Regions from separate parts of the Mus musculus genome. Here region 1 is linked to region 2. The links are chromatin loops, found by intact Hi-C in ENCODE. Cell type or tissue: left cerebral cortex. All regions are shown on one strand. Links, peaks and the distances in the headings refer to the core of each region. The heading gives the core; the rest is flanking DNA. Region 1 holds the start of Mylip (myosin regulatory light chain interacting protein). Region 2 has its middle 67 kb from the start of Gm34466.

Evidence for each region. Hi-C counts contacts between places; a loop is a spot of excess contacts. Peaks named below come from ENCODE experiments on the same cell type or tissue, not always from the same donor. Only the 100,000 strongest peaks of a DNase experiment are listed, where the experiment ranks them.
Region 1: a loop joins it to region 2, with 2.1 times the contacts of the local background. A loop is called at or near these places in 2 of 42 quality-filtered maps.

The regions. Positions count from the first base shown.
Region 1 is chr13:45,387,048-45,392,426 of GRCm38, reverse strand. Mylip (myosin regulatory light chain interacting protein) reads right to left here and starts at 2,685. Exons shown (of 7, transcript NM_153789.3): 1 at 2,384-2,685; 2 at 1,048-1,238. The coding sequence starts at 2,470. In left cerebral cortex, for the core only: CTCF peaks have their summits at 2,018 and 2,896; DNase peaks (open chromatin) are centred at 1,372, 1,661, 1,902, 2,777 and 3 more places; H3K4me3 peaks cover 3,160 bases; H3K27ac peaks cover 2,049 bases.
Region 2 is chr13:45,197,954-45,203,332 of GRCm38, reverse strand. No RefSeq gene overlaps it. Among named protein-coding and RNA genes, the nearest start is that of Gm34466, 67 kb to the left of the region's middle. In left cerebral cortex, for the core only: no CTCF peak of the experiment used is centred there; DNase peaks (open chromatin) are centred at 871 and 2,606.

The DNA.
Region 1 (5,379 bases), core at 69-5,068, 190 kb before region 2:
CACAGCAAGGCAGGCAAAGTGGACATTCCAAATCCAAATGGATGGTAGTTTTTAATGTTTCCATCGCTTGTTTAGTAAATAAAAAAAAGTGGTAAGTTAAACCCTCTCAGAAGAGCCTGTTCCCCATTAGGAGTCGAAATCTGCAGGATCACGTGTTTCACATGCGTGGCCCATTGCCAAGCCACAGGAGTATGGAAAACATCAGTGCTGGGATCCAAAGTTTGCTGTGGCTTTCAAAGCAATCATTTTCCTTTTTTCCACACGCCACTGTAGTCTCTTGCATTTTGGTAATAAATATTAAACATCACCTTCCTATTTTGGTTCATCTTTGAGAAAAGTATTATATAGTCAGCTCAGAGGGAAACGTACCGGGTATGTGTGTGTGTATTTTGGTCGTTTGAAAAGGAGACCACACCCACAGGCTTCGGTTGTCTACCATGGCTGGTGGCCCTTAGTTTAACAAGGAGGAAAAAAACAACAACACATGTCCAACAATCATTTTTAATAAATCTGTAGGCTGAAATTTACTTTACAGTGGCCCCTCAAAGAGTTCTTTTATTAAGATTTTGTGAAACTTAAAAAAGTTTTAAAATCTGTAGGAGGCCAGACAGAGCCGCTCCTGCTACACACTGTAATCTGACACTTAGGCTGAGGACTGACCAAGTTTAAGTAACCCAAGAGGAACTGTTTCCTGCTTTCCGCTAGAACGGTCTACAGTGACCTGTAGTAACACTGCTGAGGCGGGGTTACTAGCGGGCGTTAGATGAAGCTGTCAGGAAGTTGGTTTTCTTTTTGTTTGTAAGAAGTCAACCCTGCCTCTCCCACTAATATTATACAGAACAGGAAAAACAAAAACAAAACAAAACAAAAAACCAAGTGTTGAAAAACCCACCCAGGCCAACTGTGCTTTGGAAAACTTGAATTTTTCCTGAACTTCCTTTGCACCAAGTCAATTTTGCCAGGGAACATCTCCGGGAGGGCACGATAGCTACCACTAAATGGAATCTGAGGTGTACTTGACATTGGTTTGTTTCGGCCTCGCTTTACCTTGTCTGCTCCTGTAAGATGAGATGAGGCTCCACAAAGAACTTGACCCTCAGTTTAAGGCGGTAAGGTGCCAGCCCATCCATCTGCTGGGAGATCCGGTTTCTCAGATTCAGCCATAAGCTCTCACCTTTGCTCCCCGTGAACTGCAGCCCAAAATAATCAACCTCGATGATCCCTAGACGCCTGCACACCTAAAAACAAAACCAAAGGTATGGGGTGTGAGCAGTGCAAACCTAAGGGCTCCATCCGAGGAGAGGACTGGCCCCTGCTTTCCCAAAGTTCTACCTTCTTGCAATGCCAGTTGGTAGACCGACCGGAAAAACAAGGTTTTAAGGAAACAGCAAAGCCAAAACGCAGCCCTCCAGTGGAGGCTTGGCCTTGCTTGACTATTTCTAGGGTCTGACCAATGGCACAGGGAAAGGGGTCCCCCCAAAACAGACTTCCCAAAAGGCTGAGGTAGAAGAACACACAGGGTGTTTTATTTCTTATTCCAATCGCTGGAATTCCCCCCGCCACCCCCCCCCTCCGCCCCGCAGCACCATCTGCACAGCTGATTTGGCAGCGTATTATCTGGACAGTTTTAACCATCTGGATTCCAAAAACACAAACGCATTGAGGAAGCATGCTACAAGTGTCAGCTAAGCTTTACAAGCGCCTTTCCAAACAGCTCAGGTCCACAGGTCTCGTAGACACAGTATTTCAAGGGGTCAAATGGGCCTGCCAATATCCATTAGGCACACCCCGTTAGGAGCCTTAGTCACCCTTAAGAAAACACACGTGTAAAGACCCCTCAAGAAGGAGGCTGCCTGCAGAACCGTCCCCCGCAAATTACTCAATATACTCTGGATCCCTAGCAAGCCTAGAGTGTCAGGTGAACAGTCCTTCTGAGAAGCGGCTTGAGATTCGGGCCCACCTGATCAGCTAGGGAGCCCCGGGGCCAGCGACCGCTTGCAACCATCTCATCCCGGGACGCGGGTGGCGCTGCCGGGCTTTGCAAGGACTCCACGGGAGGCATCACACACACACACACCTGCGGCAGGTGTGCCGGGCCACCTTCTTTAGAGAAAAGTGCCAGGCTAACGGACAGGGTGGAGGTTCCCAGCAGTGTTCTGGTCTCCGGGCCCCGGATCCCCCACCGTAAGCGTCCTCTATGCTCCCCCCGCCCCCCCCCCACCGCACTCTCCACTCGCGGGGAGGAGGAGGAGGCTGGAGCCTGGCGTCCCGGGAGCACTCCACGGGCCGCTGCTGCAACGTCGCCCGGCTCCCGGGGAGCATCCCCGAGCCCCGAGGCTTCCCGGGGACAAGAAGGGATCCCCTTTCCGATCGCCGCCCTCACCTGGTTGAGACAGTCCTCGCCGTTGGCTTTTGCCTCCACCTCTACCTCCATCAGCACCGCGTCCGGCCTCGTCACATAGCACAGCATGGCTGGGGCCGCCGCCACCGCCGCTTCTTCTCGGGTGTGCGCCGGAGCTGTCGCCTCACCGCAATTGCTCCAAGTCGACTCCGGGCTCCGTGAGGAAGGTGCAGCCGTGCGGCCACCCGCCCTGCACCCCACGCAGCCGCCACTCGCGTCCCCGCCACCCCCACGACAGCCAGTTCCCGGGAGCTACACGGCCGCGCCGCTCCGACAGCCCTACTGCCTGCGCCGCTACAGGCACGCGTCTTTTATAGAGGCCCCGCCCCTCCGGCACCGGACTCCGCCAATCACAGCGTGCTTGCCCCTCCTCCCCAGCTCCGGCAACCAATTCCCAGTCTCGGTGGGCTGAAGCCCCGCCTCCCGGCACCGCCTGTGGAGCTGCGGGAGGTGGGAGCCCATCCTCTCCCCAATCCCCAGCACGGTCGCGGCCTCTGCCACTGGGCGACGCTCCTCCCAGCCCGCTGTCGCCCGCAGCTCCAGGGGACGCCTTTCTGTCCGGGTTTGAGAGAACTGTGATCAAAGGCTCCTGTGATGCTACGTTGCTACTACGGTTCTCAGGACTCCTGCGTGGGGTTACTCTAATAACCAGGTGGTTTGTGAAAGCCAAAAGAGAAGCAAGCAAGACAGAGAGCCTAAAGAAGAGGCTTTTCCGCTGGCATTTGCCACCGTGGGTTGTCAAAAGAAGAATCTAAGTAGAAAAGTTTTTGCAGCTGACCCAATATAAGCCGGTAATTTGATCCAAGCACCATTCTTATATTAACTCGTGCCAAGGGTTTCTATGTGTGGGTTCTGCTACATTGAAACACCTTACCAAGTTATGTCACCCAGCCTATCTCTCATCCAATTCGTTCACTATACACCTGGTACACTCCCTGCCCTTTCTTTCAGACACCCAGATGTTACCCCATCTTAAAGATAACAGGCTCATCTCAGGACCTAGCAGGATGGGAATCTCAATACAAGAGATTAGTGGTTAAAGGTGTACAACCTTCATATTTTTACCACCTGTTTCTCTTGGCCTATACTGTCTTTTTTGGTTTCTAAGATAAGCCGGGAGATATGGGTTTCAGCCTTGGATCTTTGGAAAACTCCATCTCTCTGAAGCTCAGTGTCCTCGCAGAATGGAGACTAGCTATTTTTGGACACCCCCTCCTGCAAGCCGCCCCCCCTCGCCCCAGCACCGCTGGGAAGCAATCTAGCCATCCCTGCCTGCCAATGACCCTATCTCTGTGCCGTTTGTTTGCTGTGCGTTTAAGACGAAGTCTTGCTGTATAGCTCAACCTGGTGGTGCACCTCGTACTTGGGCTCAGTGATATTTATTTCTGACGATGGGGAAAACATCGGAGAAGGACTGGGATCTTAGCAGAGCCCTCGCGGAGAGAACTGTTCAGTCTTTTGGCTTTGTGTTTCAGGAACACATGGTACAGTTCTCGAACTGCTCCAAGTCCAGTGTAAGCTTGCATTCATCCACCGGTCTACTGCTCATTCCTTTCCTTCCCGGAAGCAGGTCTGGCACGTGTACCTGGGAGATAACATTTAGATTATCTAATCTGTGGCCCATCGCTGGAAATTTCACCATAAGGAGAGGAGGCAACATGGAAATTGGTTGTATTGCTTAATATTTTTGAAAGGCCAAAACTTAACCAGCTTAAACAAGGGGGAACTTAGGGGACAGATTTGGGGAAATTCCTAGATACTGGGAGTAGAAAGGAGCTGAAGAAGAACAAAAATAAACAAACAGAATAAACAAAGACAAGACAAGAAACAAAAACAGAAACATTTCTATTTAACTATCTTTAAAACTATCTTACTTTGGGGTTTGGCAAGGATTTTTTTTAAATGGCTTTCTTTCATAGAAATGATTCTATATTTATATTTTTAATATGAGCAGCTAAATAATTTGTAGAAGCGAAGGAAATGTCAGGTTTAAAATTTTTAATTAAGAAAAATTTAACAACCATCAGTTACTTACAAACCAGTTGCATGGCTAACAATGACATAGGCATCTCTTTAACCCACATCCATTGAATTCCTTCTGTGAGATCCTCAATAAAGAGCTAATCATTTTAAAACCAAGTATCTCCAGAAAAGAGCCAGCAAAGGGGCTCTGTGGATTAAGGTACCTGCCACCAAGCCTGATGACCTGAATTTGACCCCAAGACCCATGGAGCAACAACCACAGGTTGTCCTCTGACCGATACGTGTTACATATATGAACACTAAAGTGTAAAAATTAAACTAAGGCATCGCCAGTTACTACTGAAGAAAAGAGGTGGTTTTAACAAAAGAGATCAAGGGCTGGGATTGAAACTCAGTTGATAAAGTGATCACGTAGTATGGACTTAGCCCCGAGTACCATCAAGTGGCCCTGGTGGCAACAGTGTGCCACCACTGTGTAATGGCAACAATGTGCCACCACTGTGTGTAATGGCAACAGCGTGCCACCACTGTGTGTAATGGCAACAGCGTGCCACCACTGTCTGTAATGGCAACAGTGTGCCACCACTGTGTGTAATGGCAACAGTGTGCCACCACTGTGTGTAATGGCAGCAGTGTGCCACCACTGTGTGTAATGGCAGTGGTGAGACACCACTGTGTGTAATGGCAGCGGTGTGACACCAGGCCAGCAATCCCAGCAGCACTTGCAGGATAGAGGTAGAAGCATCAGAAACTTGAGGTCATTGTAGGTTAAGTAGGGAGTTTGAGGATATCTTTAGCTAAAGACTAGACCTCAAATTAATTAAATAAAAAATTAAATAAATAAAAATTAATTAGTGAATGAACTGAGTGATTGAAACTCTTAGCCAAATGTTGTGGCACACATGCACACATGCCTGGAATCCCAGCACTTGGGAGGCCTCTGAGGTAAGTAGATCATGAGTTTGAGGCCAGCCTGGGCTACACAGTGGGACTCT
Region 2 (5,379 bases), core at 210-5,209:
TATGTCAACTTGACACAAGCTAGAAGGGAATGAACTTCAGTTGAGAAAATGACACCATAAAACCAAGCTGTAAGGCATTTTTTAAACTAGTGATTGATGGGGAAGGGCCCAGCCCTTGGTGAGTGCCGCTATCCTTGGGGTATTGGTCCTAGCTTCTATAAGAAAGCAAACTGAGCAAGTCATGGGGAGCAAGCCAGTAAGCAGCATCCCTCCGTGGCCTCCGTATGAGCTCCTGCCTCCAGGCTCCTGCCCTGTTTGCGTTGCTGTCCTGACTTCCTTCAGTGATGAAGAGTGACTATGGAAGAGTAAGACAAATAATCCCTTTCCTCCCCAACTTGCTTTTTGGTCATGGTGTTTTGTCAGAGCAATAGAAACCCTAAGACACCCAGCAAGCAGGAACTCAGCTTCCAACCGACCTGCTGAGAAACAGAAAGACAATGGCCCAGTAGCATGGGTCAGTGTTAACTGATATGATAAGGACTTTTCTTCTGATTAACCCTCCCACAGCCAGTCACCTTAATAGTTAACCAATCCTGTTACTTTTCTACTGCTCCGTTTGCCTGAACTCGCCTGACAGAGAAGTGGCTTTGAAATGACTCTTCCGTTTCTCAATCTGTTATCTCAGTCTTTCTTCAGTCTTGCTTTGTCTTCAGCATATAGTCCATCTTCTCCAATCCTAACAGCCCCCACCCTCACCCCCACTCCCGACCCTGGATTTGGTGAACTTCAGCCTCCCAGGAGCTACCCCAAACATGTGGTTGAGAAGCAGGGTATGCTAGGAAATTAGGTTCCGATGAACATTCAGGAAATGCAGAAGACACCTAAGGAGACTACCCAAAGCCCCGAAGCCACACCTGCCGGTCCTAGACAGGAAGAAGGTTTAACCTAATGAAGCAAGTGGAAACAGGAAGAAGAAGGGATTCTCGGAGTGGTCCAAAGAACTTAGGGTCACTAAGTGCCCGGTTTGTCTGACACTAAGGACATTCCCATGACAGCTTTGAAACTGGAACAATTCTAAGCAAAGCTTTCTCTCCTGAGTCCACACCCACCCTCTCCTCACACCTCACATGACCCCGGAGCACCAAAACTGCACATTTTCCCTCACTAGCAGGATCCAGCTTCCCTGAGCATCAGAAAGGGAATAATGCTGAATAAAGTGTTGCATCTTGAATTGAGCATGACCGGCAGCTCCGTGGGTTCCTGAGGTATTTGCATCTTTAAAAAAAAAAGAGAGAGAGAGAAGCCATAATTTGTTTTGCCTCCTTCATTTCCTTTGTAGCTGAAATTGCTTTTTCAGAGTTATCTTCAAAACCAACAGTAAAACTCAGAGCTGCGCTTCAGAAAAACAAACCCTGGCCTCATTTGTCATCTCTTTTAAGTTGGCTAGAGAAAATAAAAATTTCCACTTCTCTCGAAAAACTGTACCTTACCAAACTTAGAGTCGGATTCTTCGCCGTCCTTCCAAACCAATTCTAATTTCTGCTTGATTTCCTTTTTTTTTTTTTTTTTTTTTTTTGTGATTGGTGTCATGACTCTAAGAGGGGAAAAAATTCTATGTGTATCTAAAGTCGTGTGCTTGCGGCCTATTAGGACAAATAAGAGAAGCAAGATGGATAATTAAACCATATATTGTTATGTAGAGCGAATCCAAAATCCAAAGCAGTGGGCTTTACCAAAAATAATTAATTATAATAAATACACATATAGATGTAATGGGAGAGACCTATGACCCAACATTTGCCAGGGAGTTTACCTCTCAGCTTGTAATAAAGCAAGCATGACTTTTGTCCAGATCTGAGCCCATAGACAAGTAGATGGGAAGGGACCTTGATCCTGCAGCCCAGATCCAATAGAGACGGGAATAGAATGAGTCTGTGGTCTGTACTCAATTACTAAGGTACAGAGTTAAAGAGGAAGGCTGATGGGGAAAGGCAGCCTTTTTACAGTGTAGGGACACTACCTATCACAACTTAGGTTCGAGGCCCAGCTCTGCCATACACCCACTGTGCTGAGTGATTTGGTAAAACAGCAGCAATCACAGCTACTATCATGGTCAACGCCTTCATTATCCGTGTGATAATGGATCACGAATCACCTGGTGTGTGTGGTATGGTGGAGTAGGTAGGTGGGTGTGGGAGTAGGCAGGTGGGTGGGTGTTTCCAGAAAGCTTGAAGTGAGAAAGATTCACCCATCACATGGGTGGCACCATTCTATGTGCCAGGGTCCCAGACTGAATAGAAAGAGATAAATTGCCTTACATTAAAAATTGTAAACAAATGTATACCCAATTTAAAAAGAAAAAAGAAAAAGAAAAAAAGAGAAAGAGGAAAAGCCAACGCCACAGCAGCTTTCGTTGCCCTATCTGCTTCCTGACTGTGGACACAAAGAGACCAGCCACTCCCACACCTGCGGCCGCCAGAGATCAGGAGCCAAAGTAAACTATTCCTTCAGTTGATTTATCAGGTGCTCCGTTGCAGCAATGAGACAAATAACAAGTGCAGCATCTTGAGAGGTTACTGTGAGGATAATTCATGAATACCCACATACAAAACACCCGGAGCTGTGCCTCCCACGTCCAAGTGGCTTGGTATTTGCTTATCTTAGGTTGGTGACAGAAATCTCTGATCTGTCTCTTGAGCAGATGAGCTGATTTTAAAAACTTGCTGTGTAACACAAGCTACACAGCAGGGCCGAATGCCATCTGCCAAGTCGCTCTGCTGGAGTCCCTAGGTGTGGTGCTGCCATGTGAATTAACTGTGCAAGTTTAAAAACCAGAAGGTGAAAATCCAGGTCTCTGGCTATTTTTTATTTTTTTTCTAAATAGAAAGATCAGGCTATACATGCCTCACGTTCTTCTACAGGGCCACTACATGCAGGGGTAGTGTCAAGAAGGCTGGGAGCTCCCCCAACTCACCAGACTCAAGTCAACCTGCTTCACTACAGGCAATTGTATTTGCTATAGTTATTTAAATCAGAGATCATCGAATTATAACCCAAGGTCAAATTGTGTGTGTGTGTGTGTGTGTGTGTGTGTGTGTGTATAAACTAGTGGCATGTATTCATTCACAGGACAATGCAGTTGTGGCCCACAAAACCTAAAGTATTAGTATCTGGTTCCAGATAGAAAAAGATCATGGATGTTTGCGAGACATTTATCCTTCAGCAAAGAATTTGCTCAAAGATAGTTTATCATTCACTCATTTTGCTTTTTGTTTCTGTTTAAAATTTGCATTACATTTTACTTACTCCGTGTGTGTGTGTGTGTGTGTGTGTGTGTGTGTGTGTGTGTGTGTAGGAGTGTAGGTGCATCATGTACAACTGGAGGTTACACGACAACCTGCAAGAGTTGACTCTTTCCTGCCATCATTGGGCCCTAGGGACCGAAGACAGGTCATTAGGCTCCTCAGCAGCATCTTCATCCGAGGATCCATCTCACCTCGAGTCCCTTATTTGTATGTTGAGACAGAGACTCACACTAAAGCCTCGAATGACCTCAAGTTTACCTGTACATCACAAACGTTAGGGGTAAATGTGAAAGCCATCACAGTAAATAGCCTTAGAAGAAGAGTTCACTTGTAGCCCAGGCTGGCTTCAGTTAGCAATCTTCCTACCGTGGCCTCCTGAATTCTAAGATTGAATGAGCCATTGTACTTGGATTTAACTTTTATTATTAATATGTATAACCTAATTAAAACTATGTTGGCATTTACATCTTATGTAGGTATGTATCATTATTAATTCTGGTACAGATTGGTACAGTACCCAGCACTCTCCTCGTATGCTCACATAAACATTCAACTGACTCTGACTTTGTGCTAGAAATATCCATGTGATCATTCTTATAGGATGTAGCAAAGAGACTTATGCTACGTAAATAGAAGACCACAAATGTTATCTGGGACATCAACTAAATGAGTCCATTAGATCCCAGGGATGGCATCTATCAACTCCTTTTTCCATTAGTTCTAAGGGAACTAATTTAATTTAATACCATTTCTTCCTATCAAATAAGAATTTAATGAGAGTCTTTACATTTTTTTCCTTGGAAGACATCTAAGGGATGAATTAATATTGATATTTTGCTAGATGCTTTCCATCCTTGAGGACATATTTTATATCATAAACTTGATATATAGATGTGATATAGAATATATTGACTATATATATCCAATGTGCTCTTGCCTGAAAACTCTGGCACATTAAAAATGTCTAATAAATATTTGTTGAATGACTTAATATACTGGGAACAGGGATGGGGAAAAGGCTATAAGCCAAGGCCCATCCTTCAGGGAGTTCTGAGCTTGGGATGAGCCTTCAGAACTGTCATGTGTTGGCAAAAAGGAATTATGTCTCTGCTTAATGCATTGAGAGAAGAGCGCAGCCATAGGACCAATTGGTAGGTAAATCTTGGACAACCCAACAGCTGGTTATTACTAGTCCTTCACCCCTCAAGAAGGATCCAGGTACAGATTACAGCATGAACCACATGGTGATTGCTCAGTAAATGCTAGTTTACTGAATGAATAGTTGCCCCTTAAATGAAGGAACAATGACAGGCTCCTGCATAGCTTTGTAACTGACATGCTTGGTCATTCTAAGTTGTATTACCTTGTCAACACGCCCTAGGTTTTTGTTTGGTTTTGGTTTTGGTTTTGGTTTTTTGTTTGTTTGTTTATTTGGTTTTGGTTTTGGGTTGGATTTTTTGGTTTTTGGTTTTTGTCAAGTTGACACAGGCTTCTTGTCTAAGAAGAGAAACTGCCTCATCAGATCTGTCCGGTAGGCAACTTTGGGAGACATTTTCTCGATTAATCTTAAGCATACCCTAAATACTGAAATCTTCTATCACAGGAATTGTGTTTGGAGGGGTTGCAGCCCAAACCCAGGGCCTCATCCATGCAGAAAAAGCTTTCTACCACTGAGCCACATCCCTGCTCTGTTTTATTTTATATTAGTTACTGATTATTAAGATAGGATTTTTCTATGTAGCCTAGGCTGGTTTTGAATTCATAACTATCATTCCCGTCTCTGCTCATGAGGATATAGTTTGGCTTCATGTATCTTTTTTTCCCCTTCTTTTTTTGTAGTTCTGAGGCTTGAACCCAGGCCCCTGTTCATGTTAGGTAAGTGTTGTGCTGTTGAGTTATAATTCCAAACCATCACTAATGACTTTAGTCTCTTCTAACTCTAAAATTGTGATGCTATATTTCAAAATTAAGAGGCGCCACCCCATTGGTTCCTCATCGTGTGGTTCGACATATGTCTTCTCTTATGGGAGACTGGGGGTGACAGCTGCACCTTCCTAATGTGCACAGATTATGTGAAGTAATGATAAAGCACACACAAGACAACCTGGCACGGGGAACGTGTCATAATGGTAGC